Linked DNA regions of Homo sapiens: region 2 is linked to region 1. Evidence: read pairs that join two places in POLR2A ChIA-PET (ENCODE). Cell type or tissue: Caco-2. All regions are shown on one strand. Each heading gives the region's core, and the rest is flanking DNA. Links, peaks and the distances in the headings are about the cores only.

What was found. ChIA-PET counts read pairs that join two places held together with the same protein. Peaks named below come from ENCODE experiments on the same cell type or tissue, not always from the same donor. Only the 100,000 strongest peaks of a DNase experiment are listed, where the experiment ranks them.
Region 2: POLR2A ChIA-PET joins it to region 1 with 6 read pairs; 2 of 35 experiments call an interaction of 5 or more read pairs at or near these places.

The regions. Positions count from the first base shown.
Region 1 is chr1:214,343,868-214,354,664 of GRCh38, reverse strand. PTPN14 (protein tyrosine phosphatase non-receptor type 14) reads left to right here. Exons shown (of 19, transcript NM_005401.5): 19 at 1-5,965. Among named protein-coding and RNA genes, the nearest start is that of SMYD2, 68 kb to the right of the region's middle. In Caco-2, for the core only: no CTCF peak of the experiment used is centred there; DNase peaks (open chromatin) are centred at 4,724 and 5,452.
Region 2 is chr1:214,181,188-214,191,984 of GRCh38, reverse strand. No RefSeq gene overlaps it. Among named protein-coding and RNA genes, the nearest start is that of LINC02775, 74 kb to the right of the region's middle. In Caco-2, for the core only: no CTCF peak of the experiment used is centred there; no DNase peak of the experiment used is centred there; H3K4me3 peaks cover 931 bases.

The DNA.
Region 1 (10,797 bases), core at 2,034-7,033:
CATTGACCCGAGGTATTCATCCTTGTTTACTGTGGTCCCTGAATCATGGGGGCTGAATTTGATGTCTTCATCCTTGAGATGAGCCTGCTGGCTTAGCTGAGGAATGTCCTGCTGAGGTTTCTTAGGTTTCCTTGGGTTCTAAGGATATACTGGATATACCATCTTTTAGCAAGAGTATCTGGTAGCATTTACAGATAGCATAGACATTGGTATGCACTTCTTTCCCCAGATAGGAAGTAAAGGAGGATTTAGTTGCATGAAAAAAGGATGTTAAACATTGATTACATAGGAGTAAAGATGAATGAGCTGCAATATTCAGTCGGAGCTAAACAATAAGATCAGGGAAGGTAAAAATACCTATGTGGAATATTTTGAATCGTAAGCTTTTGAGGAGCTTAAATTGAGAGAATTTTACTTTTAATTTTGTAGATTGAGAAGAGGAACCGCTTTTTAAAATTATAGCTAAACTGTCATTGTTTTCCTAAGAGTCACTTGGCCATCTCTGGCCCCCTCTTTCATCAGCCTGAAGAGAGGGTCTTTGTAGACTGCTGAGGGTGGGCCTTGTAGGACTTGACCATGGCTTACACCTACTTAACCTTTATCCTGCTTTCTTTCAGCTTGTGCTTTTCAGTTATAAACTCCAGTGGGTACAGCAGGCTGGCCTTTTCATCCAGCTGATTATTTTTCCAGCTTAATATAGATTGACCCATATGAAATTTCCAATAATGGACCATATTTTCTGCAAATAGACAGTACTCGCATGGATCACCTATATCTTCCCCCTGATACACTGTGGGTCCCAACACCAGATGTCATTTCTCCAGAGCAGTGCTAATGAACACAAAAGGTATACCCTGGGTGGCCCAGCTCTTTTCACGAACGTGCTGCCCTGCTCATAGTGATCCTTGCATCACTTGGTGAATGGGCCATCTCCTGGGACATGGAAGTTGCAGAGGTAGATAGTGCACTGCAGCTTCTCTTAAGCCGGATTGGCCATCAGGCATATCACTCTGGAGTTTTTAGCTGCTGTCCTTTCCCGATGAACAGTCTGTATTAGCTGACCTCAGCCTACTTGTTACGTGACGTATGGGTCCCAAAAGTGTCCTTTGTCAAAAAGCAGAATGTGCCTTCTAGTCTCCCTTTCCCCATCTAATGGTGTATTCGATGGTGAAGATGAGTACAGTTGACCACCCCTATCTGTGGGTTCCACATCCCTATATTCAACCAAGTACAGATTGAAAAATATTTGGGGAAGAGGGGAAACCCACAAAGTTCCAAAAAGCAAAAGTTGAATTTGCCACATGCTGAATACTACATTGAATTCACACAAATGAAGTGATGTGTAGGCATTGAGTTAGGTATTGTAAATAATCTAGAGATGATTTAAAGTATGCAAGAGATGTGCATAGGTTATATGCAAATACTGTGCTATTTTATATAAAAGACTTGAACATCCATGGATTCTGGTATTCTCAGAGGGTCCTTGATTGCCCCCTTTGGTAAAGGACAACTATTTCGTTACTGATTTTCGTTTGGGGAAGATCTGTCAATCCCTTGAGGTGCGGGGGTTGGGGGGATGGAGGGTACAGGGCATTCTAGGATGTGTGCCAGGGAGCACAGATTCAAGGGATGGGATTGAGTCAGACCTGTGTTCTTACTCAGTGTCAGAAATAACTCTGTGGAGCTCCTAGAGTAAGACATTTCCGGAAGCACCACATAATTACTGTTGGGCTCTTAGGGTAGCCCTTTTAGGGAATTGAGCATTCCCATGTTTTACCAACAATTATTCTGCTGCTGTGTTTTATTATATTGCCAATGGTTTTGAGACACTCATCATGCTCTTATTTAGTGATTTCTTTTCATGAGCAGAGCAACAGCTCATCCAGCATGGTTTCCAAATGGAGAAATTTGGGTCTTCTGTAGAAACCACACAAATTCTCCAATGGCCTACAGCCTTATGGTTGGCACACTAGTTGGCCCTATAGGGTGGAAATAAAGCTGTAAGATGTTAAACTGCATTTGATACTTCTCTTGAACGCTGAGCAAGGAAGCAAAATAGTTCTTGTCTTTACTTAAGCTTCTAAGACATTTTGGGGCAAAGGACCTTACAGATGGCGTCTGTTGAAAGTAACAGCAACGTGCCAGGGAGAAATGTGGGGGAAATCTCATCAAATTCTGCCACCTCAAATGTGTTGTCCAGAAGTCAGTGTTATTCAGGGGGCCCTGTGAAACTTGACCACCAGCTTGCGCCATCAACACTCAGCCTTTATCCAGCCTGCTCTCAGCTTTTGTGTTTCTGTTAGAAACTCAGATAGGTAAGTATTTTTATTCAGTAGACTACCTTTCTTATCTTTTCAGCTTAATATAGCTGCATCTTCTTTCTCAAAGCCAAACTAAGATATTCTCTATTAAAATGTCCATGAGCCTAGCATTGAGTGTCTGGCATCCATCAATTTCATAGACTGGAAAATGATTGTTGTTTGGTACAGTAAAGAAGAGGATGTGCATCAGTTCCTACCGTTTGCAGCTTTGTTTTTAGCCTTCCCATTTTAAAAATAAATTCAAGGACATTGAGTTACAAGGCAGGAGGGCTGGAGCTACTGGGCAGCCTGAATATGACAAGCATTTGTGTGGAAAGTCATTGCTCCTTCTGCCACACTTTGGGCCATCAGGATCATTCTTTCCCAGAAGTGCCATAAACTTGCTCAAAAGTTTCTATAAATGGGAAGAGGGAGAGGAAGGATTTTTGCATCAGTCCTGAAGTTGCTATCCAAAAGTTCTCTGTTTCACAAATAATTTTCTGAACTCTGGAATGCCTCTCCTACTCCCTGCCTCCCTTTCTGTAATGTCAGAGTGATGGAAACCACCAAGTGGCATGCTAGGGAAAGCCTGCAGCAGTGTTGGAGTCTATTTCACCCTAGCTCATAGTTTTAAACTGTCTTCACTGTTGAGGTAGAGCTTGATGAATGTCATGGATTATGATGTGTGGTTTATCATATTTGCCTGGATTTGCTGATCAAAAGCACCATCTTCCCTCGCCTGCTGCTGGCAGCCTTTCCTTGCCTTGCTTGTTAGCAGAGCATTCTGCTTACCCATGTGGCTCCCAGAGTTAGCAGCCCCGGCTCTTGGATTTCTTGATTCTTCTCCCCTGTGATCTCAGAGGTGCTGCAGAGGACATTCCCCTTTAGAGCAAGTCATGTTTCTATTCAGGCCACAAAACTGGGATGTACATGCAGTGACTTTGGTGTTCCTTGTCTTGTTCAGGGGAACGGGTGGGACTGTTGTGTGCTGTCACCCTCTTCATTCCATGAGCACCTTGTTCACTTAGGGTCTGCTGCCTTTTTTTTTTTCTTTTTCTTTTTTTTTTTTTTTTTAGTTTTTGAGATCGTGTCTCACTCCTGTTGCGCAGGCTGGAGTGCAGCCTCCAAAGTAGCTGGGATTATAGGCGTGCACCACCACACCCGGCTAATTTTTATATTTTTAGTAGAGACGGGGTTTTGCCATGTTGGCCAGACTGGTCTCAAACCTCTGACCTCGTGATGACCCCCCTCGGCCTCCCAAAGTGCTGGGATTACACCCAGCCTCTGCTGCCTTTTCATATTTCCCCATCTGCTTTATGGATCAACTCTCAACAGTACACTTTTTCTTTTCTTTACCTACCCTATGAGTGCAACCCAGATGTAAGAGTTAATCCTCGTCAGAGAATCATTGCCTTAAACCTCTCAGAAATATGTAATTAGGAAATCTTATTTTAATTTTTTAAAAATTGCTTGTATAGTTTCAAAGAATAAGATCTGGCAAATGGCCAGATGTGGTGGCTCACACCTGTAATCAAACCAGCACTTTGGGAGGCTGAGGCAGGCAGATCACCTGAGGTCAGGCGTTCAAGACCAGCCTGGCCAACATGGTGAAATCCCGTCTCTACTAAAAATACAAAAAAAAAAAAAAAAAAAAAAATTAGCCAGGCATGGTGGCACATGCCTGTAATCCCAGCTACTCAGGAGGCTGAGGCAGGATAATTGCTTGAACCCGGGAGGTGGAGGTTGCAGTGAGCCGAGATCATGCCACTGCACTCCAGCCTGGGCAACAGAGTGAGACTTTGTCTCAAAAAAAAAAAAAAAAAAAAAAAAAGATCTGGCGGATGAAAATAACCAGAATGAAAATAGCTAGAAAACTCAGCAAGCAGGAAGCTCCCTTTCTCACCCTTTTGTTCCCTTGCCGATAGAATCAGTCACTATTAGAAAAAATGAAAGACGCTCTGTTTAAAACAATGATGACAGCAGTACTTAATATGTATTTCGAGGTGAACTTATATAGATTGAGAGAGGCTGCATTTGGCAGACTGATGTATAGGAAGACCCATTTGTTTCTAGCTTCTCCCTGCAGGGAAAATGCTTTCGTCATTATAGCCTCTTTACACAGACTGGCCATTCTAGTGAAACAGGTGGTAAACCTTTGGGCTGCCCAGAAACATTTTATCTGTTTTCACTTACCTAGGAAGGGGAAAGATTAGCGGGTCATCCAAAATCTGTATGTAAGCTATCTTCATTTTCTTCCCCAACCTTCTCCTCCTGGGAAACACAAATGCTATCTCATCTGACAAAAGGTTTTAGAGGATAAAGCTGAAAAGATTGGATTGGGATCTTTTTGTGGCTTGGGGCGGAGCCTTTTGCTAAAATCTCAAGAATGCTGCTTTGAGTTTAGCTAGGGTGGCTCTCAGAACTGGGGTGCCTGGCATTCTCAGCATTTCTCAGGGGCCTCCCACCTCTGACAACTGCAGTGTTAGCTAATACATACCTTGAGCATAGAACTGAATGCTGTAATTCAGAGCCATTTTTTTTTTCAACTTGAACATTGTACAATTTTACTGCAATTTCCTTTGAACTTTCTTGCCACTGTTTGGAATCTTAAAAATTCATTAGCCTTCTCCTTTCTGACATAAAGCTACTCTTCATCAGAGATGAGTTCCTATGTATGTCCTTTGTTCCTTCAATAGCTAATTAATGTGCTTGAGGATACTTCAGTGGAAAAAAAGGTTTAAATATGCAAATTACTAATAAATGTGTAACCTTATGTAACTTGTGTTACATCAAGTAACAAGCTAATCTAGTTTGTTTCACTGGACTAGGCTTGTGCTCCCTACTTCAGTATTTTGATGCTTTCCTTGATCTTTGTTTCACAAAATGTTGTGAATTTTGGTATCATTCAAAACAAATGACATTTATTAGGTTTCATTTTGAAACGATGTACAGACAAGTCCCCAACTTAGAAACCGGTTTGTTCTTAAGGTTCTTGCGTCAGCCCATAGAAGCCCACTGACCTCCACCACAGCCCAAATGGAGGGCTGTGATAGCCAGATCTGGTTGGCTTTTGTGGGCTGACCCAGACATTTAATCACCATCTCTTATGTTGTTGCCGTAAGAAATGCATTCCAGGTTGGGACTTGGGATCCTGAGAGCACATTCGCCCCCTGTGGTGGCCGCTTGCCACCTTGCAAGATGGAAGCCCAGTCTCCTTACTACCAAACTGTAGTTGTAAGCAGAGGGAGGGGTGAGATGTTTATAGGACATTCCCTAAGCTGGGGAGTGATTTTTATCACTATTCATGTCAACTGTACTTTGGTATAGACTCCCTATCAATTTAATAATATGAAAAGCCTAAAATAAAACTATGCATGCTATTCTATGTGCTATTTTATATCAGTAAATAAGCTTATGCTTGCCAGTTGTATACACAGTTATGAGGTGTATAGAACTGACTTTGACAGTATTTTTTGCACTGTTTCCTATCTGTTTTTATAAAGTCTTATTTAGATATTGGACCTTGTTGATGTTCTCACTGCCCTTGTGCTTGCTATAAAATGTTTCATATGTGCCTTTACAAATGTGAGATCTTTATTCTAACCTTTTTTTGTAAAAGATATCTATTGATTTCCATATGCAATAAACCTTTTTTTCAGAGAAAAGTTACATCTTCTCTTTTCTGTACTGTATATGTTTGCATTAGTTGAAAGTGCCTGGGAAAACCTGCATGCTTTGTTTTCTAAAGCCCATTTATTGCTACCCAGTTTTTAGTCCTGCATAACCTTATCATACTGAAGATTTAGTTTGAAATTCCCAAGGTTGTCACTGTTAGAAGAAACCTGAAAGGGGTGATCACTAGGCAAGTGGAGTGAAGAATACATAGAAATGGGTCTTTCTCACAAATGCAGCAATAAGCCTCGTTAAGCTCCAAGCCCCTACTCACTCCTCCTTCACTGTCATTTACTCAGGTACCAAACTGTTGATGTGGAAAAGGCAGGCACCAACCAGGCTGCTGTAGAAAATTTAAATTCTTGCTTTTGCCTTTCAGCTTTATAACAGCTCAACTTGTGTCCAGGTTTAAAGGTGGCTGTCCTGTCCCAGACTTTCAGCCAGTAACCACCATAGCACATTCACGGTGAACCCCTCATATGTGGGTAGATGCTTTATGTATCCTTGGTAAGTAACAGAAAAGTATAACAACTTCTCCCAGTAATGCATTGACAACCCCATGACTATACAAGCAGTTGTTGAACTACCAGAGATCCCAACTAGTTTCACATCAAAAAAATGAGAATACTGTAAGCCACTCTGGGGTGAGAGGATATGGCAAGCAAATCTCATTAAACATACACTTAATTCTCTATGGTGACTGTGGCAACAAAGCAATTATAATTATTGAAAGAAAGGCTACATAATGTTAAAAAAGATGATAGTAGACAAAATAGGCCAATGAAAATGGAGATAAATCGGGTAGAATGGCAGGAGAACAGATACACTAATTCATTTTCTCTTTTGTGAGCTGAGCAAATAGAACCAGTTTCTTTTCTTTGGTTGATAAACAGAAAAAGTAGAGGTTTGTTACATAATTGAGAGAGAAAACAGTAACCTGGTAGACGTATTTGTCTCCAAATATACTGTTAGCAGAGCTGGGGAAGAAAATTTTTAAAAAGAGAGAAACAGAATAATTCCCCACAAAACTAAAGATAAGTATAAGAAACAGCAACGCACACACACAAATATGCAATAAGATGACAATACCAGAACCAAATATGGCTATTTTATGTGATTTTACCTCTTATTTTATTTAATGAAAATAAATGGGAAAAACTCACCAGATTTACTAGTTAAGAAACATAATGGGTGCAAAAAAAAACTCAGCTAAAGAAAAGAAACATCTAACAAAAAGAATAAATGAGACTTGTATAAACACAGCAAAACTCCTTCTGAGGCAAAACTTAGACAAATTGATAAACTTACCACATTCTTGAATAGGAAGACTCCTGAAGAGGCCAGTTCTCTGTATATCACTGACTCTAGTGCAAGTCCAATAAAAAAATCACAACACCACCAGAAAAATTCAAGGGAACCCAGAAGGATTAGCCCTAGTATATACTAAAAGTTTTGCAGTGCAACAATAGAGTATTTTACTGGCACAAGAATAGATCAATAGAATGAAATACTGCAGAAATAAACCAAAGTCTTAGAGAAATGATAATGGTACCCTTCCAAATCAGCATGGGAAAATAATAAATAATTCAACAAGTAATTCAATAAATGAAAACTAAAATTTATTAAGGAATACCATGGGATATTTTATTATTTTTATTTATTTGAGACTGGGTCTCGCTCTGTCGCCCAGCCTGGAGTGCAGTGGCACGATCTTGGCTTACTGAACCCTGTGCCTCCTGGGCGCGGGTGATCCCACCTCGGCCTCCCAAGTAGCTGGGACTACAGGCATGCACCACCACGCCCGGCTAATTTTTGTATTTATTATAGAGATGGGGTTTTGCCATGTTGCACAGGCTCATCCTGAACTCCTGGGCTCAAGTGATCAGCCCACCTTGGACTCCCAAAGTGCTGGGATTACACACATGAGCCACCATGCTTGGCCTGTATATCTTATTAAACAATTCTGCCCGGCGTGGTGGCTCACGCCTATAATCCCAGCACTTCGGGAGGCCGAGGCGGGTGGATCACGAGGTCAGGAGTTTGGGACCAGCCAGACCAACGTGGTGAAACCCTGTCTCTACTAAAAATGCAAAAATTAGCCAGGCGTGGTGGCGCATGCCTGTAATCCCAGCTACTTAGGAGGCTGAGACAGGAGAATCGCTTGAACCCGGGAGGCGGAGGTTGTAGTGAGCCGAGATTGCGCTATTGTACTCCAGCCTGGGTGACAGAGCGAGACTCAGTCTCAAAAAAAAAAAAAAAAAAATTCTAGCTAGATGAAAGATTTAAATAAAAATTAATATTACTTTTTACAATAAACCAGTAATAGTTTTATTCACTTAAAGATGAAAACAATCTGCTTTTGTACAGCAAGGGTCATGAAAAATAAAGTTAATGGACAACTAGAGTAAAAATATTTTTAATATATGACAAGGAGCTAATACCCCAATATATACAGAGCTCAGAAGTTATTATGAAAGACATTAACATATAGCAAAACAAGCAATGGCCATGTGGTATCACAGAAAATTCTGGAATTTCATATCAAGGGTGATAGGAGGCTCTTTTGTTTTAGTGAGACAATTTTTTTTTTTTTTTTGAGACACAGTCTCGCTCTGTCACCCAGGCTGGAGTGAAGTGGTGCGATCTCGGCTCACTGCAAGCTCCGCCTCCCAGGTTCACGCCATTCTCCTGCCTCAGCCTCCCGAGTAGCTGGGACTACAGGTGCCCGCCACCAAGCCTGGCTAATTTTTTGTATTTTTAGTAGAGACGGGGTTTCACCATGTTAGCCAGGATGGTCTCAATCTCCTGACCTTGTGATCTACCCGCCTCGGCCTCCCAAAGTGCTGGCATTACAGGCGTGAGCCACCGCGCCCGGCTGTAGTGAGACAATTCTTAGTGGTACCCTAGATAGCTTCAGGATGGGGGCAGGTCTTCAGAAAGACTAAGACTTGATTAGGAGCTTAGAACTTTCAGCCCCATCCCCAACCTCTGGAAAGAAAGAGATCCTAGAGATTGAGTCAATTTCAATGGTGAATTAATCAATTGTGCTTATGTAATGGAATTGCCATAAAACCCCCTGACCAATAGCATTCAGAGAGCTTCTGAGTTGGTGAATACATCCACATGCCAGGAGTGTGGCATACCACAACTCCATGGGAACAGAAGCTTCTCTCAGGATCCTTCCGGACTTTACCCTATGTTCACCCTCTTCATTGGCCTATTCATTTGTCTTTTTTATAATAAACCAGTAATAGAAAGTAAAGTGTGTTTTAGAGTTTTGTGAGCTATTCTAGCAAATTAATGAACATAAAATAAGGGAGGAGGTGTTGTGGGAAGCCCTTGACTTTGTAGCCAAGTCAGACAGAAGTATGGTTAACCTGGGAACCTGAATAACTTGTGACTGGCATCTGAAGTGAGGGCAGTCTTGTGGGACTGAGCCCTTAAACCAGTGTAGTCTGACACTAACTCTGGGTAATTAGTGTCAGAGTTGAATTGAATTGTAGGACACACAGTTGGTGATTGAAGAGTTAGAGAATGGTTGTGAGGCATAAAAACAAAAACACCACACATTTGGTTTCAGAACTGTTGTGAGTCAAAACAGCTCATATTGGTGTCAGAAGTGGGATTAGAAAGACCCTGATTATTTAGTGTCAGAAAATTTAGGATTCACTAGAATGGTCCTAGCTAATGGAAAAGTGGTTTGGGAAGAGAAAGGATGAAAGGGTGGGAGATACAGAACTTTTGATTCCTGGGTGGTCATGTAGTCACCCATGATATGGACCAGCATGACAGCTGTGCTGTTATCAGTGACTAAATTTAGTTACAAATGGAATTTGGAGGTGGATCTAACTGCTGAGGAATTGGTTCATTGGATGCGTAAGGAAATGTAAATGAATAGGAAAAGTGCAGAACATATAACTCCTTGGTTTTTGTTATATCTGTAATAGCTAAAGTGAAATTAAAAGAGTGCTGGATGGACTTTGATGCTAAACCAAACTCAGATTTTGGTCAGTCTGAACTTTGGCCACTAGCCTTGAAGCTGCCCTCAAAGGGTAGAATTATGTGGAGACAACAAAGGGTACCTCTAAGACCTCTGGTCACCAAGAAGTTGGTGTGTGTAGGGGGAAGGTACAACCAATAAACTATTGAAACCAGGGGGGATAGTGTGGAAGAGTTGTCGCATTTGTAGATCAATATCATCAGCTTCCTGAAAAACCCTTACTTAAGTGGATTCTGAGAGTAACTGATTTAGAGACAGTATCTTTGGTTTTGAATGCTGCAGAATGAAAGAACATGTCTGGGTTGACAGAGGACTCACTGCTCACTGTGGAACAATCACAGATGGCTATATCTGACACAGACACACAGCAGGTTATTCCTGAAGAAACAACCAGCCTGGTGGACTGGATAAAAGGCACTATGAGGTATGTTTACTCTGAGAAGTGAGGCTGTCCAACTCCCCCTATAAATGTTAAAAGCAACACTCTGATGAAGTACCTGATAAACTGTGTATGCAAGTCATGTGGGACTGGCTTTTTGGTAATTGGGACACTCACCCATTGAATATGCCCATTGCCAAGATCATGGTCAATGTTATGATTAAGAGGCATGGGCACCTTTTGCGTGGGTGTCGCATATAACTTTACTGCTGCAAAACTGAGCAACAGTCTTAGAAGCCCTATCAAATTTGCTCTCTCTGCTTCCTCTCATGGTTCTTACTGATGCTAATTAAAACACTAGACTAATTCACAGGAAAATATGAATTAGGCATAGGTATGAAAGGTAGAGGGATGAGTCCAGGGATTCATCCTAAGAGGGTAGAAAT
Region 2 (10,797 bases), core at 2,164-7,163, 160 kb after region 1:
GCATCTATAAAGACAAAATTACATCAAAGATATCACATGCCTTTTCCTTTAGCACTATTTTGTGAATTATCTTATGAAAATAAATAAGCCTGTGTATATAGTTTTCTTTTCCTTCTTCTTTTTTTTCAGAGACAGGGTCTTGTTCTGTCACCCAGGCTAGAGTGCAGCAGGGCAATGATAGCTTACTAAAACTTAGAACTCCTGGGTTCAAGCAAAAAAACTTAGAATCCCCAGGCTCAAGTGATCCTTCCTCCTTGGCCTCCCAAGTAGCTAGGATTACAAGTGCACACCACCACGCTTGGCTAATTTTTAAAATTTGTTTGTAGGGACAGAGTCTCGCTATGTTGCCCAGGCTGGTCTCAAACTCCTGGCCTCAGCGATCCTCCCACCTTGGCCTCCCAAAGCACTGGAACTACGGGCTTGAGCCACCACACTCAGCCTTGTGTATATAGTTTTGTTGCCTGATTTTTATTCTCCCATTTTCCACTTTAGTATGAGCATTTTGTGGTTACTATATATGAGAAGGCCAGAGTAATTTAAAGTAAAGGGAGGAAGTGAATTTATGATGAGAAAGCTTTCTGGAGAAGGCCCTGAAGCCCCCTCATCCACTGCCCACCTGCTGGCTACCTCCCAGGCACTTGGGCCTCTGATGCACTTAACAGGCTACAGGCTGGATTCACTTTCTACCATAGGCATGGGTCAAGGGCAAATTCCGTCGGTTTTAGTGCAGTGGGTCCACTCAACTGTTGAAAATCAGGCTTCCTGCCTCTTGATTTCTTTCTGGAAATGCCCTCTTATCAGGTTATAAGATAATGGTGCTCTTTCTGAGCAGCAAGCATTGAAGGCAAGAGGAGATGATACTGAAGGGCAATTACTTACCTGCTGTCTACTGAGATATTATGTTTCAAGATATACAAGAGAACTTTAAAATGCTCCTTAAAATATAAAATCATTTCAAAAAATTCTAAGCCATTAGTAACAAGTAGTAAGTTAGCCAGATTATAGAATTTGAATTGTATCCTGGGAGTTGACAGATTGAGACTCTGAGTTCATAGTAGTCCCCTTTAGTCAGTGACTCATATAAACTGATACCTATCGCTAATCACTAATCATTTTATCCAGTAACTACACTGGCTGCAGACAAGCTGAGCGATTTGCTATCAGGTTCTTGGAAGGGGAGAGGAGGTAGCATGTGTGACTGAGGTCATAAAAATTTAGTTACTATGAAAAACTCTTAATATATACAAACTTCTCAGTGGAAAGTGATCTGGGTACTAGATTTAGTTTTGTTTTTGTATTTTGTTTGAATGGATTAGCCAAGCAATCTTAGCTAATCACTTAACTTTCTCTGTGCCTTGGGTGCATTTTCAGTGTAATAGGTTTAATACTTCCCAGTTTACCTACTAGGATTTTTGTAACGCTTGAATTTGTTAATATATATGGAAACACTTTGAAAATGTAAAACACAATATAAAGATATTATTAGCTAAGGACTTTTATTATACAACCTCATAAAATAATTTGGAAAATGAATTAAGAGAGCAAGATTTGTTTTCCATGCAGAGTCAAGTAGCTGACTGGCTGTTACGTTTGGAAGTATGTGGGAAATATTTTTTGTAGATATACGTTTGTATAAACCTCACAGGAAAAATTAAACATCTTTATAGAAGCTAAAAAAGTTGATCTCGTGGAAGAAGAGAGTAGAATAGCGCTTCTCAGAGGCTGGGAAGTGTTGGAGGAGGGGGGAGACGGAGAGATTGATTAAATGCTACAAAATTACTGCTAGATAGGAGGAATAAGTTCCAGTGTTCTATAGCACAGTGGGATGACTATAGTTAACAATAGTTTATTATATGCTTCCAAATAGCTAAAAGAGATAATTTTTGGTGTTCCTAACACAAATAAATGATAAATGTTTGAGGTGATAGATATGATAATTACCTTGATTTGATTGCTGCACACTGTATGTATCAAAACATCACTATGTACCCCATAAATATGTACAATTATTATGAGTCAATTAAAAAAAAGTTAAAAACATTAAAATCAATTTCCCTAGACTTAGAATGAAAAACATTGAGCATCTTTAAAGAGATACATCACTAAAAACATATTATTAAAAAGAAGACAGTTATTCTGTATACAGCCTAATGTTGTCTTTTTATGATCGTATTTGAATTTGCATTCAGGCATCTGATTGCTGCTTGGGGCAAGAACTATGCATTAGTTATAATCCCATCTTTGGTGCCTGGGACAGCGTCTGACATATAGTAAGCATTCAATACTTGTTGGATGAATGAATGAAAACTGGTACTAGACATAGGTTTAAAGTGTTTAGCAGGTGAGACAGTAGGTTACTGACATCTATTAGAGAAACTGCTATATACCAGTTAGACTACTAGGCTTTAGCTCATATGCTATAATGTTTATCAAAAATCCTTGGTAAATATTCTATTAGTTATTACATGATAATGACTCTGTTCCCCAAAGACACAAACATGAAACATGGGTGTACAGATAGACCATGGACTATTTTGTAGAATTCAACCAAGCTATGGGACACATCTATCCATCTACCTATGTACTTAGTGAATACATACATGAAATGGACACAAAAACACATACATGAACACACACACATATGGCATATGTTCCCATTGCCTGGTTTGATTATAGAAACCAATTATTTTGAGGCTAGTTTGGAAAGAAGATTCTTGTTTTATAGTTGAAGAGATGTTGAGTGACTTTGCTTAAGGCAACATGGAAGATTCGTAGTGTCTGACTTCCTTTAATGGGTACATAAAGGGCCTGGGCTCTGATTTGGGCTAGAGTCCAGGAGCCTGGACTGGGTAGGTGAGTGGACAGAGTATTACATAGCTGCAAGCTATGGAAGTAAAGTTCGAGTCTCAGCAATGGCAGTCCACACCTAGCATATTCCAGAAAGTAAACAAGCATATTCCAGAAAGTAAACAAGCAAAAGCAAAAGATCAGTGTGGTGGATATTGACATGGGTGCCACCCACATCCCCTTTAGGAAGAGAGGACCAATTTCTTTAGCTGGAAAACCCCAGGCTGTCATCTGCTTCTAGGGAATTGCCTCTGCAGAAGAAACTCTTCCCTGGGAGAGCCTGAATCCAATGGCTCAAAATAGGAGGATAAAGGTATGGTCTCCTCATGTCAACTTGGAGCAACTCTGAAGAGTCACTCTGGCTTCAGAGCTCCAAGTAGGATGGCTTGAGGATGGCATCGAAACTGGGTCACAACTCAACTTCTCCCTCTGCCCGTTTCTGCTTCCCTTCCCTTCTTTTCCCTAGATGTTGATTCCAAGACCTCTCGAATAAACACCTGCAAGCTAACCTCCATCTCAGAGTCGGCTTCCCAAGAGCCTCAGAGTCTGTGTCCCAAGGCCAGACCCATTTTCCTGGCTGACAGTCTGCATTTGATCATTTCAACTACCTTGTGAGGTAGAGAGGACAAGTATTTTTTTGGCTCACTTCACAGATTTGGAAACTGAGACTGACGGCAGGTTAGTGACATAAACAAGAACCCACGACTAGTGTGTGGCAGAATAGGAAATCTGACCTGAACTCTTTTGATCCCTGGCTTAGTACCTTTATAAAATATATGAAAACAGAACTGTACTAGAAAAATAAAAGATGGGGATTTATGGGAAAACCCCAGCCAGGGAGGCAAAAGCATTGCGGTAAGGATGTACTGAAGTGTAAATGACATGGCATAGATGTGTAACCATGGAAAACGGCAGCAATGGAGACGCCCGCTGGCCTGGGAACTCTCGGAGGCAGTGGAGATAAGGGGTGTGGGGTTCGTAGAAGTCGCTCTGCTCTCCCTGAGGGGGAAACAGTGAAAACTGAGACCTGTGGCAGTGTCTGGGATTGGTAGCTCTAGCCCCAAACTGAAGAGCAACTTTTCTGTGCCAGACTTCATGGTCCTACCTGAATCACACCACTTCTAAAAGATATTAATCTTTTGTTAAAGAATAATTTTCTCTTTAGTCACACAAATTACATACATGGAGATACAAACATTTACACATATAATTTTATAGCATATGTGTGTAATTTATATCCTATGTATGTAATTGTATAGCATATATACTGTGTGTGTATACATGCAACCTTTATATGTATGTGTGGTGTGTGCTGTGTGTGTGTACTGTGTGCGTGTGCTGTGTGCATATGTGTATATATGCATATATATGTAACGTTTCCCCCCCATCGATTGCTTTGCATCGCTTGTCCCTCAAACTATTTTATAAGCATCCGATGTTTTGGCTGCAGGGACGATTTCCAGATTAGTCTCGATTACATTTATTTCTAAAGGATCTCGGTGTGTTCTGAGCACACGCCTGAGAGCGGAGCCGGGTAGAGCTGAGCAGAGCGCGGCGAGCTAAGTTTTCTCACGGGCTCCTGTCCCCCTGAAGCCCCCTTGGCGCCTGCCCTGAGCGTTCGCAGGCAACCGAGGCAGCGTTCTTCGGGATGTGCCAAGCGCCGCCCGCCCGCTCGCTCCTCCAGCTCGGCCCCTTCCCCTGCAACAGACCACACGGTTCAAGACGACGATGTGACAGAGAGAAAACAAGCCGCTCTCTTGTCTGTGACCCGCGAGGCGACCGCGGCGAGCGGGCACCAGCTCCCCACTCCGATTAGGCAATTAGCTGATTGCTGCCTGCCCGCAGCCCGAGCGAGCGGTGCGCGGGGATCTCGCTGCCTGCCCACCTCTCCTGCAAACAGAGGCACGTTCTCCGACTTTGATAGCTCCCTGGGTTCCTGTGAAAAACAACCACAGCGTTTCCAGAGTGTGTTTCTCAAATACCAGCGTCAGGGGATCGCAGAATTACAGCAGCAAATGTTACGAGGTAATGTTTCCAAATAGACACGCTGAAAAATAATCCAAATAGGACCATTAAAGAATAATCCTCATTAAACCCAAACCAAACCAAACACAATCATTCTTAAAAGTGTATTAAAGGGGGAGAAAAACACCAAATGTTTTAAGAGAAGATTAATAATTTGTTCATTAATGTGATTGGATAATTACACATCATTGGTCTTTCCAGAGTAATGCATTTTAAAAATTTATTATTTAAAATGCTTTTTAGATTTGTCACATACAATGTGCACATCAGGTGTGCAGAGAGCTTTTTAGCAGGCAAAAGTGGCTCACAATATTAGACAATGTGCTATTTTTTTCTATGAGAAAGCAGCCTTTCCTAAAACATTAATCTGCTGAAAAAAGATGCTTCTAATTTAGAAGAAATTAGACGTGGAGTCTACACAGCAAACACCTCTGCTAACGCTTCATTAGTAAGTATTTTCACATAATTCAATTAGCCAAAACACATACGCATGCTAGCAGAGCTGTTCGCTGCTCTGGGAGTGTCAGCAAGGCTTTAAGCAGATCTGAAACAAAATTGCATAAATGGCATGTAAAGCTCTGTGCATACAAAGATACCTTCAGGGTTCTAATAAATTCATGAAACTTTTTAAAGTATGATTTCCTAGCAGGCAATCACTTTTAATTAACAGGATCACCTACAGCAACACATGTCCTTCAAAAACTTACATTATTTTTTCTTTTTGAATTTCAAAGTTTCTGTAGTAAAAGTTGAATAGCTGAGTAGCTTAACCTCAAAAGGATTCCAGGCTTTTATGACAGTTATAAATCACTGTGGTGCCTTCTTTATAAGAAGAAAAGATTCTTAACACAACAGAGAAAGAAGGAAATCTCTTTTTAGTCATAGCTAGAAGCAAGCATTTTCTCCAAAGGTCAAAAAACTTTTCCTCAGTTAAAGAATAATTTTAAGGACATTGCAGCTACTTGTACAAGTAATCTCTTGTAATTTACTCTATGAATTAAACATTCAATTTCCAGGATTGTAGTTCCACATGGGATGGACTTCTCTCTTTCTGGAGCTGGCTTTGTAGAGTTTTTTTTTCCAGTTTAGTTTTTAGTAAATATGGGCCAGGGCTGAATGCAGGGTCTTATACTTAATGAGCCCTTCTCCTTGAGGAAAAATCAGAATCCGTACATTTGCCAAAAGATTCATTTGAGTGGTTGTTGCCGTTTCTTTTTCACGCCTTTGTTTGAAAGAAGGGACGTGCTCATAGGCTGTGCTAATGGTTGGGTTGCAGAAATCTGAAAAAGAGACTTTGATGATTCTGAGACAAGGGACCCCTATGCTTTCCTCTAGATGAGGAGGCTCTCTGCTTTGTGATTTCCCTAAGTGCAAAGGGGGTAATCAGGGAGACATTTTGAAAGTGTAGAATTAGGATGGTGACTTTTGCTCTTCTGAAAAACCGTGAAGATACCTGCAGGGTGAAGATTGCATGTCTTGACCATCGGGGTGAAGGGTGAGAAGCAACCTTTGCAGGCGGATGTAGCAATACTGTCCACCACCACCCCAGGGGCACTTGGAGAAGCCAGTCATCATTTCTCACCTGAGTGGCTGCAGCAGCCTCCCTGCTGGTCCACCTGCCTCTAATATTGCTCCTCTCAAATCCATTCTCCACAAAAAGTTCATTTACTGGTTTTTTTGAGGAATTATTCTGGCCACAGACTGCATTAGGTGTTAGGGATATGTCACCATTTTAAAACATAAATCTGATCATTTACTTCCAAGCTTAACTCCTTCAGTAGTTTCCTATTCCCCGTAAGATAAAATCAAAATGCCTGAATTTGGCATAAAATTCCTTGATGATCTTACCCCTGGCTTGCATTTCCAGCCTTAACTTTTGTTCCTCTTTTGCTTCTGAATCTGAGTTGGACTACTGGGCTCTGTCCCTAACAAAAGGGCCATTTTCTTTCTCAGATTAAAAAAAAAAAAAAAGGCTTTGTATTTCTGCTCTCTGGAAGGTCCTTTCCCCGTTTTTTCTCAGTTTGAGTCAAAGGTCACCCTAGTTCATACCTACTCATTCTCCAAGTTCCCACCTAATAATCACCCCCTTCACATCCTTTAGGAAGCCCTCCCTGACTCCCCCGAACTGTCGACCCTTCTAGGCACTCTCAGTGCATCCTCTGTTCATTTCAGGGGGAGCCCTCATTCATTCAGTGAATATGTATTGAACATTTACTCTGCGTCAGGCACTGTTCTGGGGACAAACTGATCAGCAAGACAGGCCTGTGTTCTAATGGAATTTATATTTTAATGGAAGACAATTAGCCATGACATAACTATTCAAATAAGTAAATAAATAAGATAATTTGCAATTGTGATCATGGTGGCGAGGATAGGGTGGCCCACTTTAAGTTAAGGTCTCTGCGAGGAGATCACAGGTGAGCTTATATGTATGAATAATGAGAAGCAGCCAGTCCACGGATATCTAGCAAAAGGTTATTTCATAAGCCAAAGAAGGAGCCACAAGCACGAAGTCCCTGAGGTAGGAATGAGCTTGTTGTGTTCAAAGACGGCAACCCAGTGTAGCTGTTGTATCCCAGGCATGTCTTGTGCTTTTCCTCACCTGTCTTCATCTGTGGTCCTGTTAGCAGACCCATTTGGCTCTCTCACTAAGCAATGTATGACAACTAAATTTTAACCAGAAATAAAATTGTTTTGACCTCTAGATTCCACTCCTTTATTTAATTTCTCAGTTTGTCCAGAATTAAGACAGGGTAAAGTGCTGTCATTTGTTAGGGCTCTCAAAGACTTCAACACTGCCGGGCGCGCGGTGGCTCACGCCTGTAATCCCAGCACTCTGGGAGGCCGAGACGGGCAGATCACGAGGTCAGGAGATCGAGACCATTCTGGCTAACACAGTGAAACCCTGTCTCTACTAAAAATACAAAAAATTAGCCGGGCATGGTGGCGGGCGCCTGTAGTCCCAGCTACTCTGGAGGCTGAGGCAGGAGAATGGCGCGAACCCGGGAGGCGGAGCTTGCAGTGAGCTGAGATCGCACCACTGCACTCCCTCATTCTGAAATGAACAGAGGATGCACTGAGAGTGCCTAGAAGGGTCTACAGTTTGGGGGAGTCAGGGAGGGCTTCCTAAAGGATGTGAAGGGGGTGATTATTAGGTGGGCATTTGGAGAATGAGTAGGTATGAACTAGGGTGAGCTTTGACTCAAACTGAGAAAAAACGGGGAAAGGATCTTCCAGAGAGCAGAAATACAAAGTCTTCTTCTTTTTTTTTTTTTAATGTGAGAAGGAAAAAAAGACTTCAACATTAGTGAATATGGCTTGCAAAGATTTTTTTTTCTGGTGTAGTTTTTTTCTTTATGTAATTTATGGTGTTTCTTTTCCAACTGGAACTTTCTATTTTTACATAGTCAAGTTTATTATTTTTCTTTTATGCTTTCTAGGTTTGGATCATAATTCAGCTTTCTCATTCTGAAATCTTAAAAAGTTTCCCATTTTTTTTTAGTATTTTTAATACTTCATTTTTTACCTCTAGATCTGTGATCTATCTGGAATTTTACTTTTGATGTAAAATGGTAGAGATCCAACTTAATTCCTTTTAAAACTTTCTTGACAATGTATTAAATGATCTATGTTTTTCTCACTGAATTTTGTTGCTAACTTCGTTAGAAATTACATTCCTTCATGTTTTGGGGTTATTTCTGGTGCTATAGTCTGCTCTATTTATGTGTGTGCTTAATCTTTTGCCTTTGCCCTGCTGTTTTAATTACTGTATCTTGATAGTATGTTTTGTATCTAGCAGAGTTAGTCACCCTTCATTATTGTTACTTTGTATAATTTTCTTAGGTATTTGTGAATGTTTACTTTTGTTGGTCTGAAGATGTCTTCATCTTGCCCTTAATCTTAAATAATAGTTTCTCAAAATCTACAATTACAGCTTGACAGTTATTTCTCCTCTGCATTGTGGAAGATATTGTTCCACTGATTTTTTTGGCTTCCATTGTTGTTGTTAAAAGCATGATTTCTGTCTAATTATCATTCCCTTGTGAGTGGGCTGCCCTTCTTATCTGGTTGCTTTTAAGATTTTCTTTTTGTCTTTGATGTTTCATCATGATATGTCTAGTTGAAGATTTCTTTTTATTTGCTTGGTGTTGGTTGTGATTCTCAAATCTGAGGATTTATGTCTATCATTAATACTGAAAACTAAGCATTCGGCCAGGCACGGTGGCTTATGCCTGTAATCGCAGCATTTTGGGAGGCTGAGGTGGGTGGATCATGAGGTCAGGAGTTCGAGACCAGCCTGGCCAACGTGGTGAAACCCCATTTCTACTAAAAATACAAAAATTAGCTGGGTGTGGTGGCGGGTGCCTATAATCCCAGCTACTTGGGAGGTTGAGGCAGGAGAGTCACTTGAACCAGGGAGATGGAGGTTGCAGTGAGCCGAGATCTTGCCAGTGTACTCCAGTCTGAGGGACAGAGCAAGACTCAAAAAACAAAAACAAAAACAAACAAACAAAATAACAAAAAACAAAAACACAAAAAACTAAGCAGGCATTTTTTGTCTCTCTCACATAGTCTCTATTCCTTCATTGTGGTTTTATCTTTCATGTGTATTAATCTTCTTCTCTGCTTTACTTCTGCTCCATGACTCAGTCATTCTCTTCCTAGGCAAATTCATCCACTTCCTGGATTAAACACCATTTCCATACTGATGGCTTCTAAATTTTATTTTCTTCTTTTTCTTTGATCCCTCTGGCTTATGCATTTATTTGCCTGCTTACCATTTCCATTTGAATGTCTCAGAATTAAACTGCTCATCTTCTAACCTTCTCCCATTTCAGAGAATGGCACCATTTAAAATCTAATTATTTATACCAGAAGCCTGTGACATTTTTTACACCTCCCTGAACCCCATACCCAATCAATAAAATGTTGTGCCTTTCAAACAATTAAAATGGTATTGAATCTGCCTTCTTCACTTAATCTTTTCTGTCAGTACTCTCATCCAAATCCTCCTCCTGTGTCGAGACTTCTGCCACAGCTCTAACTGGACTCCTTGCTTTGATCTGTTTTCCCCCAAATCCTTTCTACACTCAGAGAGATTTTCTTAAAATGTAAATGAAATCATGCTCTTGCTTACAACTTTTTAACACCTTTCTTGTTGCACATAAAATAGCAATTATTAATATGTTACATAAATATCTACATAATATAGTCCTGTAGTCAACTTCTTCAACATCATTTGCTGTCATTCAGCTCCTCTATTACCACATTAGAAAGACTGCGTAAGATGATTACCTTATAAAATTATCATCTTTATTGTAGGAGTATATTTTGTCCAGAAGTCTGTTTTGTCTGCAATTAATATGGCTATTCTACCTTTATTCTGATCAGTATATGCCTGGTATATATTTTTGTCCTTTAATTTTTACCTATTCATTTGCTTATATTTAAAGTGCATTTCTCGTAACCAGCACACTGTTGGGTCCTTCGTTTATTCAGAGTGATAAAGTCTCCCTTCTAATTGGAGTAGCTAGAAGAATTACATTTACATTTAATGTAATTCTTGATGTGGTTGTATTTTAATCTACCATCTTACTGTTTGTTTTTTATTTGTCCTTTTTTCTCTCTGTTTCTTTTCCTGCCTTCTTTTTGAAGAGCTAGCTGTTTTTGAATATTCCATTTTATCTCCATTGTTTGTTTATTAGCTACACTTCTTCATTTTATTTTACTTATTTATTTTTTTTGAGACTGGGTTCCATTCTGTCACCTGGGCTGGAGGGGAATGGTGCAATCATGGCTCACTGCAGCCTTGACCTCCCAGGCTCAAGTGATCTTCCTGCCTAAGCCTCCCCAGTAGCTTGGACTACAGGCATACACCACCATGCTTGGCTAGTTTTTTATTTTTTGTGGAGACAAGGTCTCCTT